Linked DNA regions of Homo sapiens: region 1 is linked to region 2. Evidence: chromatin loops called from intact Hi-C (ENCODE). Cell type or tissue: B cell. All regions are shown on one strand. Links, peaks and the distances in the headings refer to the core of each region. The heading gives the core; the rest is flanking DNA.

Region 1 (2,923 bases), core at 282-2,781, 57 kb before region 2:
AAATGCTTCCTCATCAGAATATCTTGGTATACATGCTAAATACAAAGGTTATGGAATATAATCTTCATCACATAATCTAAAAATTGTTAATAGACATGGTAAGGTACTGGTATTTGCTTTTCATAATAGATGTGTTCTTTAGAATTGGGGTATAAATCGTTTTTATTTTTTTTTAATTTTTGGAAATGTTTCTGAGTCATAAAATCTTTTTCAAAATGAATCTCTAAAGTCCACTAAGAGTGTTTTAAATATAAATAAATCCTATGATGAAGAGTTTTGGATATTACTTGAAAAATCGATTTTCAGTCATCAAAAATAATTTTGAAGTTATATGTATTTTGCTTTCTTCTCAGGGGTCACAAACTGGTGGCCAAATGGCAGAAAACACCTGCAGGTGTGTTTTCTTTGGCCAACACAGTATTTTCCAAAACTTGACTTTGTGAGTGTCTTTAGGCAGAACATATACCCCCTCTAGTTCAACCATATCACTCCTTATTGCCATACACCAGTCACTTAACACGTTTATGTAATTTTGGTGGTCTCCCTGTATAGATGGATTAATTGATACTTTCCTTACGATGTCTTAGCCTCCTCGGGAAGATGAACAAAATTAGTATACATTATGTACAACAATGGTGAGGCTTAAATTTTCAGTTATTTTAAAGCCTAGCCTTCTAAATATTCAGAGGGTAAGCTGTAGTCTCAAGACTGCATAATACTAATTCTGGGATTTTAAATTCCCTTAACATTTGTTTTAGAGCTTAGAAATTACATTGAAGGTTATACTAAACAGGTTCTGATTAGTGTGACTAAAAGTGTGAAGTTTTTACCCTCTTTTTAATGTGTACCTTGAATAAGATTTGGGTTGTCTTAATTTATATTCAAGTAGACATAAATAGGTTGCTTCACTTCTCAAGATATTAAGTGAACTGTTTTAAAAGACTTGCGATTAACTTCTTTGGTAGCTAGGTAATCACTTAGTTGAACTTCTGGGCAAGTGTATGCAGAAAGCTCAAGTCAAGGAACTTGTGAGCCACCAATATAGGTACTCAACTTGCTTTGAACTGTGAGTGTTTGATGTAGACCTAAAAGTACTGTTTAATATCTGAATGCCTTAATTGTATATTTCTTACTGATAGTTCTGATTTTTGGGTTTTGCCTCCTTCAGCTGAGTCTAGAGATGTGAAACTTTAGAATTATTATAGCAAAAATAGTTGCTCATGGTTTTGGAGCACTTAACTTTGTGGAACTATGCATATTCCTCTCATTTAAACCTCACAACAATGCTATATGGTGGGTACTATGATTAATCTCATTTTACAAATGAGGAACTTAAGGTTTAGTCAAGGAGAACACCTTCCCCAAAGTCTCACAGCTAGTAAGTACCAAAGCAAGGACTTGGGCCCAGACCTGTCTGACTGCAGAGCTCATGCTCTTAGCAGTGTGTTTTACTGTTTTTGCTTATGGCTTCCCTATGTCTTGCTTTACTACCTTTAGATACCATATTTAGTGATGGTTTTGAAGTAGCTGGGATCTCCATGTGCTATTACATCTGCCCAGTTTTAGAGCAGTGTCTCTTACCCATAATTTAGTCAGATTGCAACATTGATCCAAATGTGTTTACACTTGAGATCATAATACATAAGGAAACTCAAAGTTTTGAACTCTAACACATTCCCACTTTTTCTTGCATATTATAGTGTCAATAAATACTGAAAAGGAAGAACTGTGCTTTCTTCCTCAGAAAGAGGAAGATTTATGACCAGGTGGTGATAAAGGTGAAGTATGTTCTGATGGACATACTTCCATACTTCTAATGGGCATATGTTTGTCCATTCCATAAGATTTTACTTTCTTAGTTATAATACATAGTATCTTCAGGTCTGGCTTTGAAAAGAAAATAGGGAGTAACAATAATTTGAGGAATATAATGTCTCTGTATGTTGCATTTTATATTATTTTGAAGCTTTGAGACACTTGTTCATAGTAAGGGCAGCTTTGTTAGCAAATTGTTTCCAATGAGCTTGCTAAAAACAAACTTTTTGATACTGTTTTGTCACAGATCTAGTCCTAGAATGATTATAGTCTTCTCTCTTTCTTAAGCAGTGATAAACCTTTTAATGAGAACAAAAAGGAAATAAATTGCTAACTCTGAAGGAACCAGTAAGAAATACACTGAAGTATGGTCTGTTGTTTTAGAATAATTTGTTAAATGGACCAGAGTAATATAGTGGAACATGCATCACCTTATACCATATAGTAACTGATTCTTCTAAGTTTACTTGAACAGATTTCAGTCAGGAAAAAACATTGCTCAATTGTGTTCTTCAATTTATTCAACAAACAATTGAAAATAATATTTTAAAGGACATAATCTCTTCATATCACATCTTAACAATTCTTGAATGAGATCCAGTTTGTCCATGCCTTGTAAGTAAGTTTATAACCTACTATGCTTTAGGGCCTCCTGCTACCTTAGGTTGACATATATTTAAGAAAAATAATTTCATTTCAATAGTAGCATAAACATTAGAAAAATAAATTTGCTGGAAACATGAATGCAATCTAAACCAAATGTGATTTTAAAATTATTTCTGCCATTAATTCCCTCCATATGTGTGAATAATTGAGTTGATTTTATAGTGAAGTACCTTATGAGCCATACTTAAGGGTTTCTGAGAGGGACTATGAAGTTTTTCCTGGCTTAAATTCAATTAAGTTTTCATTATAGGGTCACTATGACATGAAAAGGAACCAGTATGAACACTTTTATACTTATTCCCTTCTATTTTAAAAATAACTTGATTATGGATTTGTATTCTGGCATTGGTTTTTGAACCATTGTGCTTTCATTCTTTCTAGTCTGTCTAAAAATCACTGGAGCGTTTAAGATGGCAGCTGACTAACATAGGCCTTTGAGGTC
Region 2 (2,923 bases), core at 187-2,686:
AGACTAGCTTGGGAACCATCTACTTCTAGGTGGTAATTAGGGCTGTGAGAGTAGAAAGAACCAGCTGCAAAGAGAACAGAAAGTGAAAGGAGCAGAGGCTCTAGGAAAGAATCCCGGGGGGTATATCAACATTTAAAGGAGTAAGGTGAAGAAAACGAGCCTGCAAAGGAGGCTGAGAAGAAATAGTAGGAGAGATAGGAATAGAATCAGCCAGGCCAGTGCTAGAAAAGCCAAAGGCAGAGAGCATTTCAAGGAGGCAGTGGGGAATGGCATAAAGTGCTGCGTTGATATCAAATAAGATGGAAACCAAAGGCCACATTGAACTTGGCCACAAGTCTGCGATTCCTGGCCTTGGAGAGAGGCATTTGAGTGGTTATGCTGGGGACAGAAGCCAGACTGCAGTGGATTGAGGAATGAATGAGAGATGGGGAAGAGGAACCAGTAAACATAGAACAACTCTTTCTCCTCATCCTGTCAAGGACTTCTTGACAGGACAGAGGCTGGTAAGAAAGAGCAGGGTTAAGGGAGAGTTTCTTCAGCACAAGAATGCTTACATGCAGCATGGGAAGGAGCTGGCAGAGAAGGAGTGAAGAAGGCGAAGACACAGGAAACAGAGGTATTCAGGATGGAGTGAAGGAGGAGGGAAGGAGACAAAATGACCAGGTGGAGGCACACCTACTCCTCTACAAATGCAGATGAAAGCTGCAGGTGGGGAAGACAGCCAGGGAGCTCCCACCAGAAAAAGACAAGCATGGCTTCCCCCAGCCCCACCTGTCAGTATATAGGGCATGAGCCTGTCCCTCCTGAAGCAAATATCCCCAAGGGACTGGTTAGGCTCTGACTCCAGGCCAGCTTTAGGCTGTGCACAGGTAGAGTAAGATCTCAGAGGCTCTTTGAAAGCCTTTTTAACTGGTAGACATCTCCCTCACTTGCTTATTAATGCCTGACCACCATAAAGGGCACCACGTGGTAATTTCAACTGTGGGGCTTATTTCACACATCACGCATATAGATCAGACACTTCTACTTGGCGCATTACTCCTCTCTGCATAATAACCTGCTTTCAAAAACATTCCCCTTCTCTAAAAGCATTCTGATTTAAGAAATATGGCAGTGATGATCAACATCCTGCGGTCAAAACAGAACTTGCACTTGAATGCAGACACTAAGGACAGCAATTGGAGAGCCTGCAGTTCATCGATGCATGGCAAGGGCATGCTACCTGGTCCTATCTGGGTTTGAGAATGGGGAAATGGGTAAAGAACAGACTAGAAACCTGTCTGAGCGCCAGGAGCCTGATGAAGAAAGAGGGGCAGAGGACAGTTACCAACTGCCACCTCGTGGAACAGGGCCCCAGCTTGGGGATTCCCCCCAGCGCAGCTGCTTGGAGCTGTCATGGATGCGTGCATGTGTGTGTGGTGATCAGCCTTGCTGGTCCTCTGGGCATCCTCCCTTCCCTTGCCCTTAAAAGCAAGGCGGCGGTACTTCCCAAGCCTGCTCCCCACAGCTCTCCTGGCAGGTGTGCAGAGGCAAAGGGTGAACAGGCAAGCAGAACTGGCAAGTGAGTCGCCCCTGCTCCTTGAGGTCTTAGCACCCGTGTCTCGCCTCCCCTGTGAATTCTCCAGGGGAAGGCTTCCACACCACCTGAGTGGGCTGAGCTGAGCTGGGCTGGGCTGGGCTGGGCTGGCAGGAGCGGTACCTGAAGGGTTTGCTGTCAGGGTCGGTGTCCTTGAAGCCCATCTCCTCCAGCTTACAGCGGCGATACAGCTCATAGTGCCGGGTGTGGGTCTGCTCCCGCAGATCCTCCATGTTGACCCGAATCAGCATCTCCCGCAGCTTCACAAAGTCGCAGTGGGCCTCGTTTTCAACTGCATAGCAGGATTTGGGGTATTGAAAGTATGTTGAAAGGAAGGCCAGCAGAAGCAGAAATGGATGAAACGAGAGGCAAAATGTCTAACAGTGACGTTGCCTTGCAATCTGTGTATTTAGATCCTGCAAATTTACCTCCTCTCTTTTCTACTGAAAATGTAAATGAAAGGTTACAAAAATGCCAGTAATGAAAAACTGTGATATCATAAAAATACTTATTAAGACAGTCAGTAGCACCACAATCTAAATTCAGCAGTCAGAACCCTCAAAAGAATGTTTGGTCTGCACCACTTGTAGGACAACAGCATATATGCATCTGTCCATCCATCCATCCATCCATCCACTCATCCATCCATCCATCTATCCATCCATCCATCCATCCATCCATCCATCCACTCATCCATCCATCCATCCATCCATCTATCCATCCATCCATCCACTCATCCATCCATCTATCTATCCATCCATCCATCCATCCATCCATCCATCCATCCATCCATCCAATCAATATTTGTGGAATCTCTGTTCCCAGTATTGTGTGAGGCACTGGGAATTCAGAAACGAAGTGATGGAATCTTGCTCTCAGGAGCTTATAGTTTAGAGGAAGAATAGATACAAATAGACAAATACAATTCAGTGCACAACTACAAAAATAGAGGGATAGCCAAGTTGCAATAAAGCTCAGAAGAGGGGAACCTAAGAACTCCTGGGAAAGTGAAGACTTCACCGAAGAGAAAATCTCTAAGATGACTCTGGAAGGAAGAATAGCAATTTATCAGCCAGAGAAGGGAATGGTGTTTGCAAAGTGTCAATGAGGCTAGGCAAGGTTATGTAGCTAGTAAGTTGCAGAATTAGGGTTCAAACCCAGGCAATGTAGGGGAGGTGACAAAGTCTCCAAAGAATAAGGGGAAAGAACTAGGATATTGATAGATGACAGTGACAAGGAGGGGTGTGGACCGCAGGCATGGCCCACCTGGATGGTAGAAGCTTCCAAGGAGGTGGTTTCTTTAGAAGGTAGATAATGGCCTGACAGTAGCAGTGGTGACTAGGAGCA

Evidence for each region. Peaks named below come from ENCODE experiments on the same cell type or tissue, not always from the same donor. Only the 100,000 strongest peaks of a DNase experiment are listed, where the experiment ranks them.
Region 1: it touches region 2 in a loop (1.8-fold over the local background); 1 of 110 quality-filtered maps calls a loop at or near these places.

Annotation. Positions count from the first base shown.
Region 1 is chrX:119,578,253-119,581,175 of GRCh38, forward strand. The region is part of intron 3 of UBE2A (ubiquitin conjugating enzyme E2 A); the gene reads left to right. Among named protein-coding and RNA genes, the nearest start is that of UBE2A, 5.2 kb to the left of the region's middle. In B cell, for the core only: no CTCF peak of the experiment used is centred there; a DNase peak (open chromatin) is centred at 1,379; H3K27ac peaks cover 2,017 bases.
Region 2 is chrX:119,635,328-119,638,250 of GRCh38, forward strand. It overlaps SEPTIN6 (septin 6), which reads right to left. Exons shown (of 11, transcript NM_145799.4): 7 at 1,700-1,868. Among named protein-coding and RNA genes, the nearest start is that of MIR766, 10 kb to the right of the region's middle. In B cell, for the core only: no CTCF peak of the experiment used is centred there; a DNase peak (open chromatin) is centred at 1,294; H3K4me3 peaks cover 158 bases; H3K27ac peaks cover 1,882 bases.